2 separate regions of the Homo sapiens genome follow, and region 2 is linked to region 1. A link is a loop called in an ENCODE intact Hi-C map of the cell type or tissue named here. Cell type or tissue: B cell. All regions are shown on one strand. Each heading gives the region's core, and the rest is flanking DNA. Links, peaks and the distances in the headings are about the cores only. Region 1 overlaps BCAS4 (breast carcinoma amplified sequence 4). Region 2 overlaps ADNP (activity dependent neuroprotector homeobox).

What was found. Hi-C counts contacts between places; a loop is a spot of excess contacts. Peaks named below come from ENCODE experiments on the same cell type or tissue, not always from the same donor. Only the 100,000 strongest peaks of a DNase experiment are listed, where the experiment ranks them.
Region 2: a loop joins it to region 1, with 5 times the contacts of the local background. A loop is called at or near these places in 5 of 110 quality-filtered maps.

Annotation. Positions count from the first base shown.
Region 1 is chr20:50,840,069-50,848,068 of GRCh38, reverse strand. It overlaps BCAS4 (breast carcinoma amplified sequence 4), which reads right to left. Exons shown (of 5, transcript NM_198799.4): 4 at 6,169-6,303. It also overlaps the pseudogene TMSB4XP6. Among named protein-coding and RNA genes, the nearest start is that of BCAS4, 49 kb to the right of the region's middle. RefSeq lists an enhancer at 2,889-3,368. In B cell, for the core only: no CTCF peak of the experiment used is centred there; a DNase peak (open chromatin) is centred at 4,658.
Region 2 is chr20:50,888,814-50,904,672 of GRCh38, reverse strand. It overlaps ADNP (activity dependent neuroprotector homeobox), which reads left to right. Exons shown (of 6, transcript NM_001282531.3): 4 at 672-784; 5 at 2,564-2,656; 6 at 10,161-15,755. The coding sequence starts at 677. The coding sequence ends at 13,268. Among named protein-coding and RNA genes, the nearest start is that of ADNP-AS1, 34 kb to the left of the region's middle. In B cell, for the core only: no CTCF peak of the experiment used is centred there; no DNase peak of the experiment used is centred there; H3K27ac peaks cover 1,200 bases.

The DNA.
Region 1 (8,000 bases), core at 1-8,000:
TGTTTTTTTTTGTTGTTGTTGCTATTGTTTGAGACAGAGTCTTGCTCTGTTTCCCAGGATGGAGAGCAGTGGTACGATTATGGCTCACTGCAGCCTTGACCTCCTGTGCTCAAGTGATCCTTCCACCTCCTGAGTAGCTGGGAATACAGGCATGCACCACCACCCCTGGCAAAGTTTTGTATTTTTTTTGGTAGAGATGGGGTTTCGCATATTGCCCAGGCTGGTCTGGAACTCCTGGGCTCAAGTGACCCACCCACCTAGGCCTCCCAAAGTGCTGGGATTACAGGCGTGAGCCACCGTGTCCCACCTGTAACTGAATTTTCTTTGAATTTGGTCACTGTCTGTATTCTTGCACCAGACACAAGCTCCCTGAAGAGATCACAGCTCTCTACCAAGGCAATATGTGATGGAAAGAAGAACGTGGATTCATATCCTCATGTCCAACTGTGTGATCCTGGGTAAGTTACTTACCCTCTCTATGCCTCAGTTTCCTCAGCTGTAAGATGGAGATAGAAATAGCACCTCCCTTGTGGGATGTTATGAGGATTGACAAGCTGAAAACAGTGCCTGGCACAGCAGGGCTGGCTCTGTCAGCTGCCCCGTGATTCCCGCTCACCGCTGAGCACTAAGTGTTGAGTCTGTCCTGGACCACTCCATTCCTCACAAGCAAAGCTGGCTTTTCAACCGGGTGCAGCGGCTCACACCTATAATCCCGACACTTTGGGAGGCCGAGGTGGGTGGATCACTTGAGGTCAGGAGTTCGAGACCAACTTGGCCAATGTGTCGAAACTCCGTCTCTACTAAAAATACAAAAATTAGCCAGGCATTGTGGTGCGCGCCTGTAATCCCAGCTACTCGGGAGGCTGAGGCAGGAGAATCGCTTGACCCCAGGAAGCGGAGGTTGCAGTGAGCTGAGATCACTCTACCGGCTGGCTTTTCAGGTGGCCGACGCTCTTCCGCTCCATGCTCGGAATCCCTCCTGAGAGTTCCGGAGCTTTCCTCCTCTGCTTTAGCGTGGGCCCTCATCATTTTCCATCAAATCCAAACAGTTTTCTAGCAAGCAAAGCCTCTCATGAACCTGCCCGTGCCGGCTCACTGACTCAGTCAGACTCTCTGAGGCTTAATTTTTTTTTGAACTTTAAAGATATTATTTTAAGCTGGGCGTCGTGGGTCACGCCTGTAATCCCAGCACTTTGGGAGGCCGAGGTGGGCAGATCACCTGAAGTCAGGAGTTCGAGACCAGCCTGGCCAACATGGCAAAACCCTGTCTCTACTAAAAATACAAAAATTAGCCTGGCGTGGTGGTGGGTGCATGTAATCCCAGCTACTCAGGAGGCTGAGGCAGGAGAATCGCTTGAACCCGAGAGGCGGAGGTTGCAGTGAGCCAAGATTGCACCACTGCACTCCAGCCTGTGCGACAGAGTGAGACTGTCTCAAAAAAAAAAAAAAAAAAAAAAAAAAGAGAGAGAGACTGAACGTGACCAGATCATGCACCCTCTTGCAGGCCATGACAAGGAGTTTGGATTTTATTCTGAGGTCACTGAGAAGCCATCTCGGAACAATTCAAAATAACGTTAAGATCTCAAAAAGGTATTATTTTAATAATATCTAGTAAATTAGAGACGTGGTCTCCCTATGTAGTTCCCAGCTCAAGTGATCCTCCCACCCTGGCCTCCCAAAGTGCTGGGATTATGGGTGGAAGCCACTGTGCCTGGCTGTCTCTGAGGCTTACAAAGGCTAAGAGACTTGCCCATGGTCACACAGCTAAGACATGTCACAGAAGGGGCTTAGCTACAATAAAAGAGAGGGGCAATTCTTATTAAAACCTCACAATGTTATAACGATCAATATAAAAGCATAACTAAAAACTTTTCGTTTATATAGTGCAGCATGAAAATGTGGACTTTTGTGCCATGAAATACATGTGTTGTAGCATGGTCATGCGTACATTTTTGTGGCTGGGTGCCAAGGGCCTGGGGCACAGGCTGGCTCCGTCTGTGGAGCAAATGCCTCTTTCTCAGGCAGCTCAAAGGTAGGGCTGAGAGGCCAGGATCCAGTCGGAAAGCTGGCTGAGGGGGATCGCTAGTATCCACAGGTCACTTCCTGCACCGGACCCCTCGGGCCAGCCCAGGCCACAGGCAATGTCCACACCAGCACCAAGTCACCTGGGCAGCGGGCAGCCTGCCCTCTCTGGGGGCTGCGCCTCTGGTGAGTGGTGTGGCTCCTCCCATGGGGGCAGAAGCCCATGCCAGCATTCCCGTGGGGCCACCCAATATCCTTGTCCCACCTCAGCCCTCTCCACTCCATGGACCCTTTGGAGGCAGCACGGGTGGGTGAGGAACAGACAGCCCAGGGGCGCCACATGGCCAGGTCACCCTGACTGGCTGCTGCGTCTGGATGGTCACTGTTCGGGCCAGCCTGGGGTCGGGGGAGGCCTCAAACACCTGCCTCAGGGGGGCAGTGGGGTCCTGGGGGAGAGACCAGGAGAGAAACCAAAGCTCTCCGAGCCCCCGGCTGCCTGGGCCTCTCAGACCTATGCCGGGCATTGGAACAGGCCCCGGGAGAAGGGCTTGGTGGAGATCCAAGCCCTTGGTGGAGACTGGAATGTCAGCCTCTGAGGGTGATGGCCCTTCAGGGTCAAGGAAAGGAGGTGTCCACCCTGGGGGAGGAGGCGCTGAGGGGAACTGACTACAGATGGCACAAAATCCCAGCTTTGAAATAATCAAGATGGAAGACACTGAGAATGCCTGGGCACCCTACGAGGACTCTCACCTCCCAGAGAGCAGGTCCGGCGGTCAGGGAGGGCATAGAATGGACCAATGGGGTGCAGGGCACCAGCTCTGGGCCCAGACATCACAAGTTCAAATCCCAGCTCCACCATTTTCTGGGTGGGCAAGCAACTTAACCCCTCAGTGACTCGGTTTCCTCATCTGTAAAACAGGAACAATGACCACACCCTCTTCACAGGGTGGGGTGTGAGGCGACTACAGAGTCGGCCCCAACACCAGCGGTGATGATCATCATTCTGCAAGGGCCCCTCCAGCTCACACCCTGGAGCAGCCACAGCCCTGGAGCCTTCAGGTCTGCACACACATACGCACACACTAGGCTGCACCACCTCCCCCAGACAAAGCCCTTGTGGGGCCAAGAACAACACACTGGGGTTGCTGAATGACTCACCCACCCCTGGCCAGGACGCGCTTCCTGGAACAAGTCACTGCAGGTAGGTCTAGGGGGCTCTCCAAGGCTTAGCAAGGCCCAGTGTGGCGGAGAGGAGAGGGTGCAGGTCCCAGCATGCCCCAGCCACACCCCGGGGGGGGATGCCACATCCCTGCAGCAGGAGTGCTGGGGGGACCTCAGTTTCACACCCCACAGGCCTGGATTCCAAACCCAGTAGTGACTCTGGATAGGTGATTCTCCATCTCCAAGCCTCAGTCTCTGCCTCTGTAAATGGGAACACTAGCACCAACCTCATCGGGATGACTGTGCAGACTGCAAGAAGTGTATTAAATGACAGGCAGGACCCACTGTTAGGATACTTGGGTTCTAACAGGACATGGGCAGCCAAGGTCCTGTGTCCTTTCTGCCCCCCATGTGTCTTAAATTTGTTTTTTGTTTTTTTTAATTTTCAGAGATAGGGTCTTGTTCTGTTGTCCAGGCTAGAGTGTAGTGAGTGGCATGATCATGGTTCATTGCAGTCTCAAACTCCTAGGCTCAAGTGATCCTCCTACCTCAGCCTCCTGAGTAGCTAGGGCCACAGGTGCATGCCATCACACTTGGATACTTTTTTGTAGAGACAAGGTCTTGCTTTGTTGCCAAGGCTGGTCTTGAACTCAAGCAATCCTCCCACCTTGGCCCCCCAAAGTGGTGGGATTATAGCCATGAGCTACCACATCTGGCCCCTAATGTGCTTTTTTTTGTGAGACAGGGCCTCACTCTGTTACCTAGGCTGAGTGCAGTCATGCGATCTCGGCTCACCGAAACCTCCACCTCCCAGGCTAGGCTCAAGTGATCCACCCACCTCAGCCTCCTGAGTAACTGAGACCACAGGGATGCGCCACCATGCCCAGCTAACTTTTCTATTTTTTGTATAAATGGGGTTTTGCCATGTTGCCCAGGCTGGTCTTGAACTCCTGGGCTCAAGTGATCCACATGCCTTGGCCTCCCAAAGTGCTGGTATTACAAGCATAAGCCACCGTGCCCGGCCCCAAATGTGCTTTTAAAGCCGTCAGTGGGAAATGTCACTCGGGAATGGTCACCATAAGTTGAGGGAGAGGACAAAGGATGCAGTTCATGACTTCATTGTCTTTGGAAAGCAAAGAAATGGAGTTTGTCTGAAGAGGGGCAATCCCAGAGGGCTTCTCACAGGAGATGTCTTTAACTTGGTCTCTGAAGGAGCAAGAGGAGTTCCTAGACCATGAGATCTGGGAGGCCACTGTCCAGCTGTTACAAGCTTGGGCAAAACACTCACCTGGAAGCAGGCAGGTGAACAGCACATGCCTCAGGCAGGTGAACAGCACATGCCTCAGGCAGGTACAATGAGGCCAGGAGCCTGTGACTGGAAAGCACATGCCCTATCAGGCATTTCAAGTCACAATGTTTAAATACATTGCCTGGCCAAATAGAATGAGTTGACATGGGCCAAATTCTGCCCACGGGCAGAACCCCTGACACTTTCTGAAGTTTCATTTCCTCACCTGTTAAATGGAGATACTGTTAGTACCCAGCACACAAGATGGCTGGGAAAGATAAATGAATTACTGCATATAAAATGCCTAACGCAGAGCCTGGAACCTTGTAAGCACTCAATAAGGCCAGGCATGGTAGCTCATGCCTGTAATCTCAGCACTTTGGGAAGTCAAGGCAGGAGGATCGCTGAAGTCCAAGAGATGGAGACCAGCCTGGGCAGCAAAGCGAGCCTCTGTCTCTACAAAAAGAAAAATTAGCCAGGTGTGATGGTGCGTGCCTGCAGTCCCAACTACTTGGGAGGCTAAGGTGGGAGGATCACTTGAGCCCAGGAGTTCCAGGCTGCGATGAGCTAGGATCACACCTGCATTCCAGTCTGGGTGACAGAATGAGATCCTATCTCAAAAACAAAAAGCACTCACTAAATGGGCTGCTGTGATAAAGTGGAGATAAGGTGTGGACAGGTAGGAACAGTGGAGACAGGGCAGTAGAGGGGATACCTGCAGGCAGAGCCCAAGGAGCCACAAGAGGCCCCGCTAGGTGACACCTTTCCTGTGAAGGGGGCAAGTCACCAGAAACAGGCGCTCCAGGCCCGTGGCCTCAGACAAGTCCCCTTATCTCCTTCCCCGAGCCTCCGTCTTCTCACCTATAAACTGAGGGTGATTGGCCAGGCACGGTGGCTCATGCCTGTAATCCCAGCACTTTGGGAGGCCAAGGCAGGTGGATCACCTGAGGTCAGGACTTCGAGACCAGCCTGGCCAACATGGTGAAACCCCATCTCTACTAAAAATACAAAAATTAGCTGGGCATGGTGACGTGCACCTGTAATCCCAGCTACCTGGGAGGCTGAGGTAGGAGAATCACTTGAACCCAGGAGGCCAAAGGTTGCAGTGAGCTGAGATCACGCCACTGCACTCCAGCCTGGGTGACAGAGTGAGACCCCATTTCAAAACAAGACAAAAAGGACACATGATCCTTCCTTCCTTGCGGGGCCACGGAGAGGATCCCAGGAAGACAGAGGAGAGATGAGGAAGAGAACAGCCTTTGCAGGCCACAAAGAGCCATATGCAGGAGGGACGCCCGTCCCCCTTCCCCGGCTTGTTGGGCCAGCTTGAGGCTGACTCCTGCCTCAGGAAGGGCAACCTGGCCGGAATTCTAGATGTCATCCTGGGCACTGTCCCTAAGTGTGCAAGGATGGGCAGGAGGGCGGGAGCTGTTTCTGCTCACCACAGTAACCTCAGATGGCACTCAGCAAACAGTAGGCGCCCAATAAATGGTACATGAGCACACGAACCGTCACAGCCCAGGGCTCACAGGGGACAGAGAAAGGCTGAGGTGCCTGGCCGCCTGTACCCGTTTCCTGTCTGCAGAAGTGAAATGTGCCCCCCTGAACTCTGCTTCCTGCATGCTCCTCCCCACGCTGGGGTCTGCGGAGCGAAGGGGGAGAGGCCCTCCCCTCACTTCTCGGGGCAGGATACTCACGTTCCTGAAGGAGGGGAGCCCTGCGGATCCCAGCCACCTCCGCAGGGCCTGAGGGAAGGCCCCATGGTCCCGCTCAGCCTGAAGCACGTCTGCTTCCAGGAAGGCGACGTGGTGTCCAACCATCTTGACGAAGGCCTGAGGGACACGGAGAAGCCATGATGCCGCATCTGTGCAGGCTGGAGCCCATTCCTGGCCACACTCCCTGGGCTGGTGGGGACTCCAGGCCTTTCATCACTGCGACCAGCCTCCCTCCAATGGGGCTCCCTGCAAGGCAGCAGGGCCTGCTTAGCTGGAGGGGCACCTGCAGAAACCCTGACAACGGTCACAGCTCCCGCTGGTGGCCTCTTGCTTTTTCCCCATAGGGACCCTGTTCTTAGCCTCCATTTTAGAGGGGAGGGAAATCAAGGCTCAGAGAGGCTGGGTCACCTGCTCAAAGTCACAAAGTCAGGAAGTGGCAGGGGCAGGGGCGGGGGTCTCAGGGCACATTCATCAGATTTCAAAGCCTTTTTTGTTAAAAGTTGATTTTATAGAAATAGCCCAAATGCTTATTTATTTATTTGTACTTTTCATCTACGTTAAGGACACACAATTGCTCATTTTAATAGTGGATGTGCTGTATATTCGAACTCAGAAGCCACCAAGGGCCTGGCAGGAAACAAGCAGGTAAAGGGGGCCTAATGGGAAGCAGGGTCAACCAGAAAGCTGAGTCCAGGCCCACAGGGACCACTCAGCTCCAGGCCTCAAGTGCAGAGCTGCCAGTTTCAAGAAGAAAAAGGGGTGCGGTGGCTCACGCCTGTAATCCCAGCACTTTGGGAGGCTGAGGCGGGTAGATCACCTGAGGTCAGGAGTTCAAGACCAGCCTGGCCAACATGGTGAAACTGCGTCTCTGCTAAAAATACAAAAAGTAGCCGGACATGGTGGCACATGCCCGTAATCCCAGCTACTCGGGAGGCTGAGACAGGAAAATTACTTGAACCCGGGAGGCGGAGGTTGCAGTGAGCTGAGATCGCGCCATTGCAGTCCAGCCTGCGCGACAAGAGTGAAACTCCGTCTCAAAAAAATAAATAAAATTGGACAACTCAGTGGTGGCCACTACGCAGACCAGACTTCGCTCGTTCTCGCGTGCCTCGCTCCGCTTCTCCTCCGTAACCATGTCTGACAAATCCGATATGGCTGAGATCGAGAAATTCGATAAGTCGAAACTGAAGAAGACAGAGACGCAAGAGAAAAATCCACTGCCTTCCAAAGAAACGATTGAACAGGAGAAGCAAGCAGGCGAATCGTAATGAGGCGTGTGCCGTCAATATGCACTGTACATTCCACAAGCATTGCCTTCTTATTTTACTTCTTTTAGCTGTTTAACTCTGTAAGATGCAAAGAGGTTGGATCAAGTTTAAATGACTGTGCTGCCCCTTTCACATCAAAGAACTACTGACAACGAAGGCCGCGACTGCCTCTCCCATCTGTCTATCTGGCTGGCAGGGAAGGAAAGAACTTGCATGTTGGTGAAGGAAGAAGTGGGGTGGGACAACAGTGAAATCTAAAGTAAAACCAAGCTGGCCCAAGGTGTCCTGCAGGCTGTAATGCAGTTTAATCAGAGTGCCATTTTTTTCTTGTTGTTCAAATGATTTTAATTATTGGAATGCACAATTTTTTAAATATGCAAATAAAAAGTTTAAAAACTTAAAAATAAATAAAATTAAAATAAATAAAAAAAGAATTCTGGCTGGGCATGGTACCTCATGACTGTAATCTCAATACTTTGGGAGGCTGAAGCCAGGGAGGGTCACTTGAGGCCAGGAATTTAAGACCAGCCTGGGCAACATGGTAAA
Region 2 (15,859 bases), core at 3,934-11,933, 53 kb before region 1:
TTTTCATCTTGAAGTTCATTACTGAACTGTTGTTAAGTCTTATCAGAATTATGCCAGATTAGACTCATAGTCAAAATGTCCTGTTAAAAACTGGGAAAATCAGAGAGTACTTATTTTGCCTGCCTGCTTTAAGTATTCAAAATATAGTAGATATGTGCTCGGCTCAGTGGCTCACGCCTATAATCCCAGCACTTTGGGGTGCCAAGGCAGGAGGATGGCTTGAGTCCAGGAGTTTGTGAGCAGCCTTGGCAACATAGTGAGACCTAGTCTCTACAAAAAAATTTTAAAAATTAGTTGGGCATAGTGGCGCACTCCTGGAGTCCCTTCCTCTTGAGAAGCTGAGGTGAGAGGATCACTTGAGCCCAGAAGGTTGAGGCTATGGTGAATCGTGAGTGCACTGCAGTCAATGAACCATGAGTGCACTGCACTCCAGCCTGCGCGACAGAGTAAGACTCTGTCTTAAGAAAAGGAAGGAAGGATGGATGGATGGATATATCAAGCCATATGCACATGAAAGCAGGTGTGTGTCTGTGTGTGTACACACTAGATGAGGATATCTATGCACCTTTTTTGTCAGATGGGTAGGTTTTATGATCCTATCATCAGTGGAATTAGTAAATATTACAAGTTGTACGTGTTTTGACTTTGACTTAAATTTTTTTTTCCAATAGAAACTATGTTCCAACTTCCTGTCAACAATCTTGGCAGTTTAAGAAAAGCCCGGAAAACTGTGAAAAAAATACTTAGTGACATTGGGTTGGAATACTGTAAAGAACATATAGAAGTAAGTAGCATGTCATTTTTAAATTTTAACATGACTCAGCTTCTGATCCATTACTTTGTGTCAGTGGCCAAGATGGCTAAATCTTAGATGTGATTCTGAATTTCAGCCACAGCAGTAGCTTCACGAAAACATTCTCAATAGCATTAACTTGTGCCTTTCTCCCTAAAATGGGCTTTTTCATTTTTGCATCCTGAAGCAGAAGGCTACCATTGAGGACTTAAGCATGTCAGGCGTTGAACTAGGTGCCGTAAAGTTGTCTATACATTTAATCCTTAGAACAACCATGGAGGCGGGAGGCAGTGTAGCAGTTCTTATCTCCACTTCACAGATGAAGAACAAATAAATAGGCCCAGCCTTGCAGCTGAGAAAGTGGCAGTGTCTGTGGGACTCAAAGCCTGTTCTCATTCTGATACGCCTGAATGTTCTGGTTGACCTTCTTCTAATTGTTGAGGCGTGCTTGTGTGGGTGCTTGTTGTCTCTTTCCTTAGGATTTGAGCATTTGTTGCCCCTTTTGACCCATCATAGACTATTACTTTCCCCCTTGTATAACAGTTTGGGCTTTATGAACTGTTTTTCAAGCTGTTTTATTCTATGAGCTTTATAACAGCTCTGTGGGATAGCCATGCAGTGGTCTCCTTTTCAACATCTCACTGTTCCAGGTCTTATGGTTTGTTGGTCAGAGCCCCTGATTGAAAAGAAATGTTTGAAGCTGTTTCCCCCACTAACCTTTAAGTTCTAGGTGGCTAGGGAACATAGCTACCTTGTTTATCCATTTAGCCCCAGCACCTAGCACAGTGTTTTGCACGTAATAGGTGATCAGTAAGTGTTTGAATGGAATTGGAAGTAAAAAAGCAAATTCATTCATACAACAGGTTTTCTTAATTTGAGTTCCACTAATAATACTTGAAGAGTATGGCATGGAAACAGAAGCTGCTCAAAAGTTGACTTCTCTAGTCACGTTGTTCCAAGTGTGGAAGTAGCCCTTCTCCAACCCCAGAGTTCAGGTAGATCTGCCCAAATGAAACAGTCCATTCACTTTGCACTCTGTGGGGTCATCTTCATAGAAATAATTAATACCAACATCACAGTACATTTCTGTCATGCATTTGATTTGTTCCTCCTATGATTATTTATGTGTAGACTTCATTTTCCACCTTGAACTGTGAACTTTTTAGGAACAAGTGGGATTTTACCCTAAGACTTTTAATCTTCCTAGTCTGGAGGGAAGTGGACCATTAAATTTTTACATGAGAGTATAAATTTAACATCATACTGCTTAACTTTCTTTGAATAGCTTTCTTTCTGCCTTTTTGGGTTTGAAATTTGAGTTTTCTTCCTGATCTGATCTCCTGCCCCCTCCCCTCGAAAAAAATCTTTTTTTTGCACAGAACCAGAAATCATATTTGCAGTGCTGTAAGCAAACATTGCTATTTTAGACACCATTCCAGTACTGTAACTGACGAGTTAGAGTACAGTACTCTAATGAAAAGTGCTTTGATATTAGTGTGTGGCTGAATTTTTTACTTAATTAGAACTTCCAGCAATTTCCTTGGAAACCTGACTGACCATCAGGAAAGTGGTTGGTTGATATAAAATGTAGACTGCAACTTCCATATGCCTTTTTATATTTAAGAGCCTTATCACTCCTAGTTTAAGTCCTTGTTGACGTTGGTTTTCCTGTGCCTCTCCCCATCTTAGTTAAGAGGTGAGATTTACATGTAAGATTGGGTTAGCGTTTATACCACTATGTTTTTGTAAACTTATTTCACTGTTTTCTAGGATTTTAAACAATTTGAACCTAATGACTTTTATTTGAAAAACACTACATGGGAGGATGTAGGACTGTGGGACCCATCACTTACGAAAAACCAGGTAAGTGGCACAGGAGACTTCCTCAGATGGCAGCATGCTTGGTATACTCCCTTTTCAGCTCTAGGCCTTTTATAGCGGTGCAGTGATTGCGGGCAAGTGCCAAACATCGAAAGTGTCAAAATTGCATTTCATATTTTCCTGACCAGTGGGAAGACTAAGAAAAACTTTTTGTCCTTTTTTGTCATTGGACTAAAACTTGAGGTGTAAGAAGAAACAAAATTTTGTTACTTAAAAGTTACGAAGCCTGCTGTATCCCACCATTTCCCCTAAAAGTGCTCTGGCTCTATTTTTCTGCATCTGTGTTGCCATTCTTGTTTTTTCTGCACAGAAAAAGACAAGACCCTTCCTTACATTTAAGCTTTTCTTATTTCCCTATGTTGATGGCACCCAACTTCTATGGGAGGCCTGGGGAAGTGACTCTGTAGGATGTCAGTGACAGAGAGATAAAACTTCTTACAAATTGGCATTAAAAACAATATTAGCACTGCCAGCAAGTATCAATAGATGATGATGATGTCATATAGGTGATATTTCCTTCTGCATAGAGAGAGGTAATTGTCAATTTAATTTTTACCATTACCTATTTTAGGAGTGATTCTCATTCTGCATTAATGATCTGTTCATCTATCGGAACATACTTTTCAGGAAATTAGTACTCAGATATTTGACTTTTTTTTTTTTTTTTTTTTTTTTTTAAATACCCCAGGCAAAGTTACTAACCAGCAGTCTTAGAATGAGAATGCTTTCCAGTGGGACACATCATTTATTTAATTCAGTTTTATCAATCTGAAAGCCTCATAGCTGAATACTAAAGAAGAGTTGAGCTTTGAGGAGAAGCAGAGTATTTCATCATGGTTCAAACCAGTATCTGAAACAAGTAGGTTTCTAGGGAGAAAAGATAATCTCTTACCAAGCATGTCAGTTCACCTGCCTTCATCAAAGGACTGACTGCATAGGTGTTAACAATCATAATTCTGAAAGTTGCTCTTTGATATCAGTATATTCTATAATGTATTATTGGCTTTTAAATACCTCACCCTCCTCACAGTCTGTAGGACATTTTTATTTAACTTCTTGATTTGAATCAAAGCAGCTATTACTTCATTAGCTCTTTTGAAGTGTTCTTGGTTGAGAAGGAACAGCAAGGCTTATAGAAGAAAGCCAACTTTTCAAATCAGTCTTTCTTTTGATCAGCGCTGAATCTGATACTACACTGTACTTTAATCAGAGGAAAAAATGGAGATTTGCCTTTTTTCTATGAAAATTTATCCATAATGAGGAAAGGAATAAAAGATATAGCTTTATCTCTTGTAATTGTCTAATTGCACTAAAACATCGTGGGCCCTGAATTTTACCGCAGTCATTCACCACATAACGACATTTTGGTCAGTGATGAACTACATCTACGACAGTGGTCCCATAAGAATATAATTGAGCTGAAAAACTTGCTACCTTATGACATCATAGCGCAACATATGATTCATGTTTGTAGTGATACTAATGTAAACACACCTGTGCTGCCAGTCATAGAAGTATAGCACATACAGTTATTTACAGCGTATAATACCGTCGTGCATTGCTTAATGATGGGATGCATTCTGAGAAATGCCCTGTTAGGTGATGTCATTGTTGTACAAACATCATAAAGGGTACTTACACAGACCTAGGTGGTATAGCCTCCTATTACCCCTACGCTATATGGTATGGCCTGTTGCTCCTAGGCTACAAACTTGTATGGCATGTTACTATAAGAGAATACTATATACTGAATACTATAAGAGTGATTAACACAATGGTAAGTATTTGTGTTTCTAAACATAGTGAAGCATAGAAAAGGTACAGTAAAAATGCAATATAAAAGAAAAATTGGTACACCTATATTGGGCACTTGCGGGACTGGAAGTTGCTCTGAGTGGTGACTGAATATGAAGGGACATTATTGTACATCACTGTAGACTTTATAAACACACTTAGGCTACATAAAAAGTAAAACTTTAAAATTCTTAACTTCTGAATCTTTTGTAATAACACTTAGCTTAAAACACAAACACGGCAACCTGCCCGGGTCCCCTTCCACACTGCGGAAGCTTTGTCCTTTCACTCTTCATAATGAATCTTGCTACCGCTCCAAAAAAAAAAAAAAAAAAAATTGTACAGCTGTATAAAAATATTTTGTCTTCATATGCTTACAGGCTTTTTCCTAGTCTTAAACTTTTTTTTTTTTTTTAACTTTTTAAACTGTTGTTAAAAACTAAGACACAGACATAATTAGCCTAGGCCTACACAGGGTCAAGATCAATGGTATTACCATTGCCACCTTCACAGCTTGTCTCACTGGAAGGTTTTCAGGAGCAGTAACACGCATGGAGCCATCATTTCCTGTGATGGCAGTGTCGTCTTCTAGATACCTCCTGAAGGATCTGGCTGAGGCTGTTTTAGAGTTAACTTTTTTTTAAAAAATATAGAAGTAAGTGGTACACTCAAATAATGATTAAAAACTCATTACCGGCCGGGCGCTGGGCTCATGCCTATAATCCCAGCACTTTGGGAGGCCGAGGCAGGTGGATCGCCTGAGGTCAGGAGTTCGAGACCAGCCTGGCCAACATGGTGAAACCCCCTCTCTACTAAAAATACGAAAATTCGCCAGGTGTGGTGGCAGATGCCTGTAATCCCAGCTACTGGAGGTTGGAAGTGGGAGCGGGGAAGGCAGGAGAATCGCTTGAACCTGGGAGGTGGAGGTTGCAGTGAGCTGAGATCGTGCCATCGCACTCCAGCCTGGGGGACAAAAGCAAGACTTCATCTCAAAAAAAAAAAAAAAACCTCATTACCAAAATCCTTGCATACTTAAGTCCCACAGTTGGCCCTGGAGAACCTGCATATACCAAAAGCTAGCCCTCTGTATAAGAGGGTTTGAGCATCCCAAGAATACTGTATCTTTGATCTACATTTGTTTGGAAAAAATCCACATATAAGCAGTTCAAACCTATGTTGTTGAAGAGTCAACTGTATAGTAAATACTAGGTGACAGAAATTTTTCAGCCCCGTTATAATCTTGGGGGAACATAGTCCCATATGCAGTCTGTACTAGACAGAAAACATCAGCACATGACTTCCTGATAATGACAGTTAAAAACCGTATTGCCAGTTTATGTATTTACTATATATACTTTTTATTTTAGAGTGTACTCCTACTTTTTAAAACAGCTTTTCATGGTAACTGGTAGCAGCCTCATACAGCTTGTGTTCACTGTGTCTCTTGATTGCATCATTCTTGTGCATGGTTTAATCTCATGGTATTTTGTTCATCATGGCCCCTAAGCATACAAAATCCATAATGTTGCCAGTAAGGGGCCATGTTGAGTGATTGACCTGGAAACAGAAGTGATTAAGGACTACGAAGGTGGAGAATCAGTGATGGTTATTTCTTGCCAGTCAGGCTTGTCCCATTTTACCATAGCTATGATCTTGAAGAACAAGAACAAAGTGACAGAAGCTGTTAAAGCATCTGCTTCATTGAAGGCAATGAGACTAACAAAAATTCAAGAAGGGCCTTTATCAGACACACACAAGCTTCTGATGACCTGGATTGAAGAGCAGACACAGGTGCACACGGTGCTGTGTACCTCTCAGCACCATGATGATCCCAAAGCAAAAAGTGTGTTTGAGGTGTTGAAAGAAAAGGCTGGACCTGGCTGTGATGTTGAATTGACTGCTAGTTCTGGGTGGTGTAAACAATTCAAGAATCGTTATTCATTACATAATGGGAAAGTGGTGAGTTTGTGAGTGCTGATGTAAAGGCAGCGGAAGAATTTTGGGAAACTCTAGATAAGCTGAGTCTGGAGGAAAATCACTTGCCAGAACAAATTTTCAATATGGATGAAACCTTTCTATTCTGGAAACAGATGCCTGAAAGGACTTTGATCCATGAGGTAGACCAAAGCAATGCCAGGCTTCAAGTCTTTTAAGGACTGGATGACAGTCTTGCTTGGGGGCAATGTTGCAGGCCACAAATTGAAACCCTTTGTGATTTGGCATGTTGAGAACCCTAGGGGCTTCAAGCATATCAATACACACACACTTGGCCAGTGCACTGCAGGAGATATAAGAAGTCGTGGGTGACCCTGCTCCTCTTTCAAGATGCCCTCCTGAATAGATATGCCTGCGAAGTGGAGAAGTAGTATTGAGAGAATAACATACCCTTCAAGCTTTTGCTTATTGTCGCTGATAAGCAAATGCCTCCTTTAAGTGGTGTTTTTCATCCCAGTATCAAACACCACCTCTTTGATCCAACTGATGGAGTTACAGCAGCTTTTAAGGCGTACTATCTGAGAAAGGCCTTTGTCCTGTCGTCGCAGCTTAGGGAGACACTGAGAAGATTCTGATACAATTCTGGAAGGATTGCAATATCTGTGACTGCATTAAGAATCTTGCTTGGGCTTGGGTTGATGTCATCAAGGAGTGTATGAATGGCATCTGGAAGAATACACTCAAGAGGTTTGTCCATGACTTAAAAGGATTTGCATAAATCACAAAGTCTGTGATTGAGATGGCAAACAACTTTAACCGGGGTGTGGATGAGGACAACAGGAGCTCCTAGAGGTGATTCCTGAGGAATTGACTGGTGAGGAGCTGTGGGAACTAGAACAAGTTCCCGCATAGGTGAAGAGGAAAGAGAAAAGGAAACTGCAGGAAAAGCAAAAGAAGAACCCTCAAGAAAATTCAGTGAAGGATTTAGCAGTGCAGACCTCAGCAAGCTCCTTAAGTCTGAAAACACGTGGCCGGGCTTGGTGGCTCACGCCTGTAATCCCAGCATTTTGGGAGGCCGAGGCTGGTGGATCATCTGAGGTCAGGAGTTCAAGACCAGCCTGGCCGACATGGTGAAACCCCGTCTCTACTAAAAATACAAAAAAATTAGCCGGGCGTGGTGGTGGGGCGCCTGTAATCCCAGCCACGAGGCTGAGGCAGGAGAATCGCTTGAACCCGGGAAGTGCAGGTTGCAGTGAGCCGAGATTGTGCCATTGCACTCCAGCTTGGGTGACAAGAGCAAAAAAACTGCATCTCAAACAACAACAAAAAAGTTTGAAAACATGGATCTCAATACCAAAAGGTTTTTATTAATAGAGAAGAATATTCATGGTTCATTATCTGCTTACAATCAAATCTATGATGAAAAAAGGAAACAAAGCACCGTGGGCTTATTCTTGGTAAGTGTGAGACCTCCTCAAGAAAAGCCTAAGGCAGGTCCTTCTGCAGTTATCCAGAAGAAGGCATTGTTACCATGGGAGATGGCAGTTCCATGTGTGTTACTGTTCCTGAAGACCCTCCAGTGGGACAAGATGTAAAGGTGGAAGATAGTGATACTGTTGATTCTGACTCTCTGTAGGCCTAGACTAACGTATGCGTTTGTGTCTTAGCTTTTAAGAAAAAAAATGTTTTTAAAGTTTTTGGTTTTTTTTTGAGACGGGGTCTTGCTCTTGTCGCCCAGGCTGGAGTGCAATGGCACGATCTCAGCTCACTGCAACCTCAGTCTCCTGAGTAGCTGGAATTAGAGGCGCCTGCCACCACGTCCGGTTAATTTTTTGTATTTTTAGTAGAGATGAGGTTTCACCATGTTGGCCAGGCTGGTGTCGAACTCCTGTCCTTGTGATCCACCTGCCTTGGCCTCCCAAAGTGCTGGGAAAGTTTTTTTTTAAAACAAATTTTTTTAAGCTTATAGAATAGGCATATGAAGATAGAAAATATTTTTGTACGGCTGTACAATGTGTTTGTTTTGGGGGTTTTTGTTTGTTTCTGAGACGGAGTCTCGCTGTGTTGCCCAGGCTAGAGTGCTGTGCTGTGATCTTGGCTCACTGCAACCTCTGCCTCCTGGATTCAAGTGATTCTCCTGCCTCAGCCTCCCGAGTAGCTGGGATTACAGGTGCCTGCCACCATGTGCAGCTATTTTTTTTATTTTCAGTAAAGGTAGGGTTTCACCATGTTGGTCAGGCTGGTCTCAAGCTCTTGACCTCAGGTGATCCACCCGCCTGGGCCTCCCAAAGTGCTGAGATTACAGGTGTGAGCCACTGTGCCTGGCCAATCTGTTTGTGTTTTAAGCTAAGTATTACTACAAAAGAGTCAAAAAGTTAAAAATTTAAAAGTGTATAAACCACAGCAAGCTGAGGTTATTATTGAAGAAAAAATATTTTTTAGGGCTCGGCACAGCGGCTTGCAATCCCAGCACTTTGGGAAGCCAAAGCGGGAGGATTGCTCGAGCCCAGGAGTTCAAGGCCAGCCTGGGCAACAGAGGGAGACCCTGTCTCTACAAAATTTACCCTAGTGTGGTGGCACACACCTGTAGTCCCCAGGACTGAGGCGGAGGTGGGAGGATCGCATGAGCCCAAGAGGTTGAGGCTGCAGTGAGCCGATTGTGCCACTGCACTCCAGCCTGAGCAACAAAGTGAGACTTTGTCTCAAAATTTTTTTTTTAGTAAAACTTGTGTAGCCTAAGTGTTCATAAAGTCTACAGTAGTGTACAGTAATGTCCCAGGCTTTCATATTGACTCACCCAGAGTAACTTCTAGTCCTGTAAGCTTTGTTCATGGTATCATTTATCTTTTACATTGTATTTTTACTGTACCTTTTCTGTGCTCAGCTATGTTTAAACATACAAATATTTACCATTGTGTTAATCATTGCCTATGGTAATCAGTACAGAAACATGCTGTACAGGTTTGTAGCCTAAGAGCAATAAGCTATGCCATGTAGCCTAGGCGTGTAGTAGGTTCTACCATCTAGGTCTGTGTGAATACACACTTGAGGATTTCACACCATGATACATTTTTCAGAATGCATCCCTGTGGTTTAGCAACACATGACTGTATAGTAAACCTGAAGTCTTTAGTAACTTCCTTCATTTAGGTTATTCTTGTTATTTCTAGCTGCAAAATGTTTATCTTCAAGTCATTTGTCTTTGGTTTAGCTAAAATGTGACTTTTTTTCCCTAAACATTGAGAAAGAACTTAGCATTTTTTTAATTTACACTGACAAAAATATTTGGTTTAAGATAGCTTTTTTTTTGAGTTTCTATTTTATAAAGTTACTATACAAAAGGGGAAAACATACTAAAATCAGTGCTTTTTTTTGAGACAGTTTCGCTCTTGTCGCCCAGGCTGGAGTGCAATGGCCGATCTCGGCTCGTTGCAACCTCCACCTCCCAGCTTCAGGCGATTCTCCTGCCTCACCCTCCTGAAGTAGCTGGGATTACAGGCGCCCACCACCACGCTCAGCTTATTTTTTTGTATTTTTAGTTGAGATGGGGTTTCACCATGTTGGCCAGGCTGCTCTTGAACTCCTGACCTTGGGTGATCCACCCACCTCAGCCTCCCAAAGTGCTGGGATTACAGGCGTGAGCCACCACGCGCGGCCTAAAATCAATGCATTATTAAGAATATCCGGGGGGGATCTGGAATCTGTTAACTGCCTATCTGAAGTGGCATTCTAATTCTAGTTTTTGTGTTTACTTTAGGACTATCGGACAAAACCTTTCTGCTGCAGCGCTTGTCCATTTTCCTCAAAATTCTTCTCTGCCTACAAAAGTCATTTCCGCAATGTCCATAGTGAAGACTTTGAAAATAGGATTCTCCTTAATTGCCCCTACTGTACCTTCAATGCAGACAAAAAGACTTTGGAAACACACATTAAAATATTTCATGCTCCGAACGCCAGCGCACCAAGTAGCAGCCTCAGCACTTTCAAAGATAAAAACAAAAATGATGGCCTTAAACCTAAGCAGGCTGACAGTGTAGAGCAAGCTGTTTATTACTGTAAGAAGTGCACTTACCGAGATCCTCTTTATGAAATAGTTAGGAAGCACATTTACAGGGAACATTTTCAGCATGTGGCAGCACCTTACATAGCAAAGGCAGGAGAAAAATCACTCAATGGGGCAGTCCCCTTAGGCTCGAATGCCCGAGAAGAGAGTAGTATTCACTGCAAGCGATGCCTTTTCATGCCAAAGTCCTATGAAGCTTTGGTACAGCATGTCATCGAAGACCATGAACGTATAGGCTATCAGGTCACTGCCATGATTGGGCACACAAATGTAGTGGTTCCCCGATCCAAACCCTTGATGCTAATTGCTCCCAAACCTCAAGACAAGAAGAGCATGGGACTCCCACCAAGGATCGGTTCCCTTGCTTCTGGAAATGTCCGGTCTTTACCATCACAGCAGATGGTGAATCGACTCTCAATACCAAAGCCTAACTTAAATTCTACAGGAGTCAACATGATGTCCAGTGTTCATCTGCAGCAGAACAACTATGGAGTCAAATCTGTAGGCCAGGGTTACAGTGTTGGTCAGTCAATGAGACTGGGTCTAGGTGGCAACGCACCAGTTTCCATTCCTCAACAATCTCAGTCTGTAAAGCAGTTACTTCCAAGTGGAAACGGAAGGTCTTATGGGCTTGGGTCAGAGCAGAGGTCCCAGGCACCAGCAAGATACTCCCTGCAGTCTGCTAATGCCTCTTCTCTCTCATCGGGCCAGTTAAAGTCTCCTTCCCTCTCTCAGTCACAGGCATCCAGAGTGTTAGGTCAGTCCAGTTCCAAACCTGCTGCAGCTGCCACAGGCCCTCCCCCAGGTAACACTTCCTCAACTCAAAAGTGGAAAATATGTACAATCTGTAATGAGCTTTTTCCTGAAAATGTCTATAGTGTGCACTTCGAAAAAGAACATAAAGCTGAGAAAGTCCCAGCAGTAGCCAACTACATTATGAAAATACACAATTTTACTAGCAAATGCCTCTACTGTAATCGCTATTTACCCACAGATACTCTGCTCAACCATATGTTAATTCATGGTCTGTCTTGTCCATATTGCCGTTCAACTTTCAATGATGTGGAAAAGATGGCCGCACACATGCGGATGGTTCACATTGATGAAGAGATGGGACCTAAAACAGATTCTACTTTGAGTTTTGATTTGACATTGCAGCAGGGTAGTCACACTAACATCCATCTCCTGGTAACTACATACAATCTGAGGGATGCCCCAGCTGAATCTGTTGCTTACCATGCCCAAAATAATCCTCCAGTTCCTCCAAAGCCACAGCCAAAGGTTCAGGAAAAGGCAGATATCCCTGTAAAAAGTTCACCTCAAGCTGCAGTGCCCTATAAAAAAGATGTTGGGAAAACCCTTTGTCCTCTTTGCTTTTCAATCCTAAAAGGACCCATATCTGATGCACTTGCACATCACTTACGAGAGAGGCACCAAGTTATTCAGACGGTTCATCCAGTTGAGAAAAAGCTCACCTACAAATGTATCCATTGCCTTGGTGTGTATACCAGCAACATGACCGCCTCAACTATCACTCTGCATCTAGTTCACTGCAGGGGCGTTGGAAAGACCCAAAATGGCCAGGATAAGACAAATGCACCCTCTCGGCTTAATCAGTCTCCAAGTCTGGCACCTGTGAAGCGCACTTACGAGCAAATGGAATTTCCCTTACTGAAAAAACGAAAGTTAGATGATGATAGTGATTCACCCAGCTTCTTTGAAGAGAAGCCTGAAGAGCCTGTTGTTTTAGCTTTAGACCCCAAGGGTCATGAAGATGATTCCTATGAAGCCAGGAAAAGCTTTCTAACAAAGTATTTCAACAAACAGCCCTATCCCACCAGGAGAGAAATTGAGAAGCTAGCAGCCAGTTTATGGTTATGGAAGAGTGACATCGCTTCCCATTTTAGTAACAAAAGGAAGAAGTGTGTCCGTGATTGTGAAAAGTACAAGCCTGGCGTGTTGCTGGGGTTTAACATGAAAGAATTAAATAAAGTCAAGCATGAGATGGATTTTGATGCTGAGTGGCTATTTGAAAATCATGATGAGAAGGATTCCAGAGTCAATGCTAGTAAGACTGCTGACAAAAAGCTCAACCTTGGGAAGGAAGATGACAGTTCCTCAGACAGTTTTGAAAATTTGGAAGAAGAATCCAATGAAAGTGGTAGCCCTTTTGACCCTGTTTTTGAAGTTGAACCTAAAATCTCTAACGATAACCCAGAGGAACATGTACTGAAGGTAATTCCTGAGGATGCTTCAGAATCTGAGGAGAAGCTAGACCAAAAAGAGGATGGTTCAAAATACGAAACTATTCATTTGACTGAGGAACCAACCAAACTAATGCACAATGCATCTGATAGTGAGGTTGACCAAGACGATGTTGTTGAGTGGAAAGACGGTGCTTCTCCATCTGAGAGTGGGCCTGGATCCCAACAAGTGTCAGACTTTGAGGACAATACCTGCGAAATGAAACCAGGAACCTGGTCTGACGAGTCTTCCCAAAGCGAAGATGCAAGGAGCAGTAAGCCAGCTGCCAAAAAAAAGGCTACCATGCAAGGTGACAGAGAGCAGTTGAAATGGAAGAATAGTTCCTATGGAAAAGTTGAAGGGTTTTGGTCTAAGGACCAGTCACAGTGGAAGAATGCATCTGAGAATGATGAGCGCTTATCTAACCCCCAGATTGAGTGGCAGAATAGCACAATTGACAGTGAGGATGGGGAACAGTTTGACAACATGACTGATGGAGTAGCTGAGCCCATGCATGGCAGCTTAGCCGGAGTTAAACTGAGCAGCCAACAGGCCTAAGTGCCAGGTTCCCTGGCGTTGGTGACATGCTGCAGCCTGGAACTCTGATATCCAGTGTGACTGCAAAGCTGTCTTCTCACTGGTACTGCCTTGTGAGTACTGGTTGGACTGTGGGGCATGTGGCCGCTGCAGTTCCAGTGGTTATTTCTAAGTCTATGACAGGACAGGCTGTTCTTGCTTCAGAACCTTCTCTGACAGACACGGTAACTAAATGTGAAAAACCAATAAGCTGGTGACTCATGAATACACACGAGGAAAAGCAGAGGTTTATTTTATCTGCCTTTTCAACATTTCTTTCCCTCTGTGAAATGATTGGTCAGATGTCTTTGAGAAGTGTTAAACTAATTCACATGGTAGTGTAGGGCCAACATACAAGCTACCAGTCTAATGTGTATAGTAGACTTTGGGAAAAGCGATTTTTTTTCATGTATTCATTCTGAATAGTTGAAATGTATATTTGTACAGTCTTTTAGACCTATTCAAGTGATGCTCATGATCCTGTTACTGTGTGCCCATCATAGATTTCTTTTTTTAGTGTTGCCCTTGCTGTGTAATAAACGCTCTATCTAGTTTACCTAGCAAAAGCTCAAAACTGCGCTAGTATGGACTTTTTGGACAGACTTAGTTTTTGCACATAACCTTGTACAATCTTGCAACAGAGGCCAGCCACGTAAGATATATATCTGGACTCTCTTGTATTATAGGATTTTTCTTGTTCTGAATATCCTTGACATTACAGCTGTCAAAAACAAAAACTGGTATTTCAGATCTGTTTTCTGAAATCTTTTAAGCTAAAATCACATGCAAGAATTGACTTTGCAGCTACTAATTTTGACACCTTTTAGATCTGTATAAAAGTGTGTTGTGTTGAAGCAGCAAACCAATGAGTGCTGCATTTTGGATATTTAGTTTTATCTTTAGTTCAACACCATCATGGTGGATTCATTTATACCATCTAATATATGACACACTGTTGTAGTATGTATAATTTTGTGATCTTTATTTTCCCTTTGTATTCATTTTAAGCATCTAAATAAATTGCTGTATTGTGCTTAATGTAAATATTTGCTTTATTACACATGACAGTCCTGTGTGTCCATTATATCTTTTGCCATTTAATGCCATAACTCTTTCATCAGAGATGGCAGCCACAGTCACAGAGGAAACTTGTGGAAAACCCAAGATCTGTCATCTGCAAATAGAATGCTTTCTCTTGAGGCACCTGGTACAAAATCTGTTTTTCTTTTTTTTTTTTTTTTTTTTTTTTTTTTTTAACTGAAAAACAAACACCCTTGAGTTTTTCAGTTCACCTTTTGTTAAGGAGCAGAGCCTGCATATATATGTAAATGTCTCAATGATAAAAAAAAAAATGTAAACATGGATTGGCATTAATTTGCAAGCAGAATCTTAATAGCCTGATGGGTTTTTTGTTTGTTTTTTCTTCTAGATGAAGTTAAACGTTCGTTTTCACCTTACGATGGGAACAACTGTAGTGCAGGCGGCTCTGCCTCTATTTGCCACTCTTGGCCCTCTTGCTATTAAGGGAAAGGCTTTGAAGAGCACAGCACTGACAGGGCTGTAAAGATGGAAGGAGCTGGTATTTTTACCATGCGTAGATTCCCAAGAGAACTTGTACTAAAAAGCAGAAAGTTACAAGGAAGCAGAATTAGGCCAACATTTCCAGCAATTAAAACAATGATGGGAAACTCCAATCCATGAGGAGGCTGGTCAGTCACCTCAAGGATAGTGGCCTAAAGAAGTCTGAAGTGGCTGATGTCCATAACTTCTGAGTCTGTTTCCAAAAGAAAGACTCTTGTTAATGCTGTTACCAGAGAGTAGAGATTTGACCAGCCTCTCCCTAAAATGTAAGCTTCTCAACAACAGTACAGGAAGAAGTGCAAGAGTAGACTAGAACCTTTAAGGAATTTGGGGCTGGAACGGAGCTATGTTGCATCTGTTGTTATACAGGTAGATTATAAGTTCTACATGCACCAGCCAAAACTTAGGACAGGATGTCCCCAAATTAAGATACTACAGATTACCAAATCAGAAATAACCAGCTGGATTTAGGCCAGCTCACATTTATTTGGAAATTACCCTCCCTGATTAACAGGCTTCTGAGTTGTACGTGGAGGACTAATGAGACTTGTACAAGACACCACGGGGCTTGGGGTCCAGGTCCCAGTTGGATATCGGAACAGACACAGATAAGTGTGTTTCCTCATTAAGGTGGTGAGAGTGTGCCTTTTGGCATTCAGAAAAGGGTTTAGCCACCCTAAGAGTTGGAAATAAAGATTCCCAACTGGAAATGTTGCAGAATCCCTACAAGTGTCTCAATAAAAGCCATTTTAAAAGAATATTGTTGCTACTGTTTGCTTTTCAAATAATCTGGAGATCGTTGGCTATGGCAACGTGCTGCCACCTAATTAGAGAATGCCTGTAAATGTAGGCTGAACACTTCTAACATGAGAAAACCTAAGTATCCTACAGAGGTTTGGTGTGTTTTGTTTTTGTGGGTGTCGGGGGAAGGGGGTGGGGAGGCGTGTTTTTGGCCCTGCAGGTTTTCTCGTGGGAATGAGTTCACTCAGACA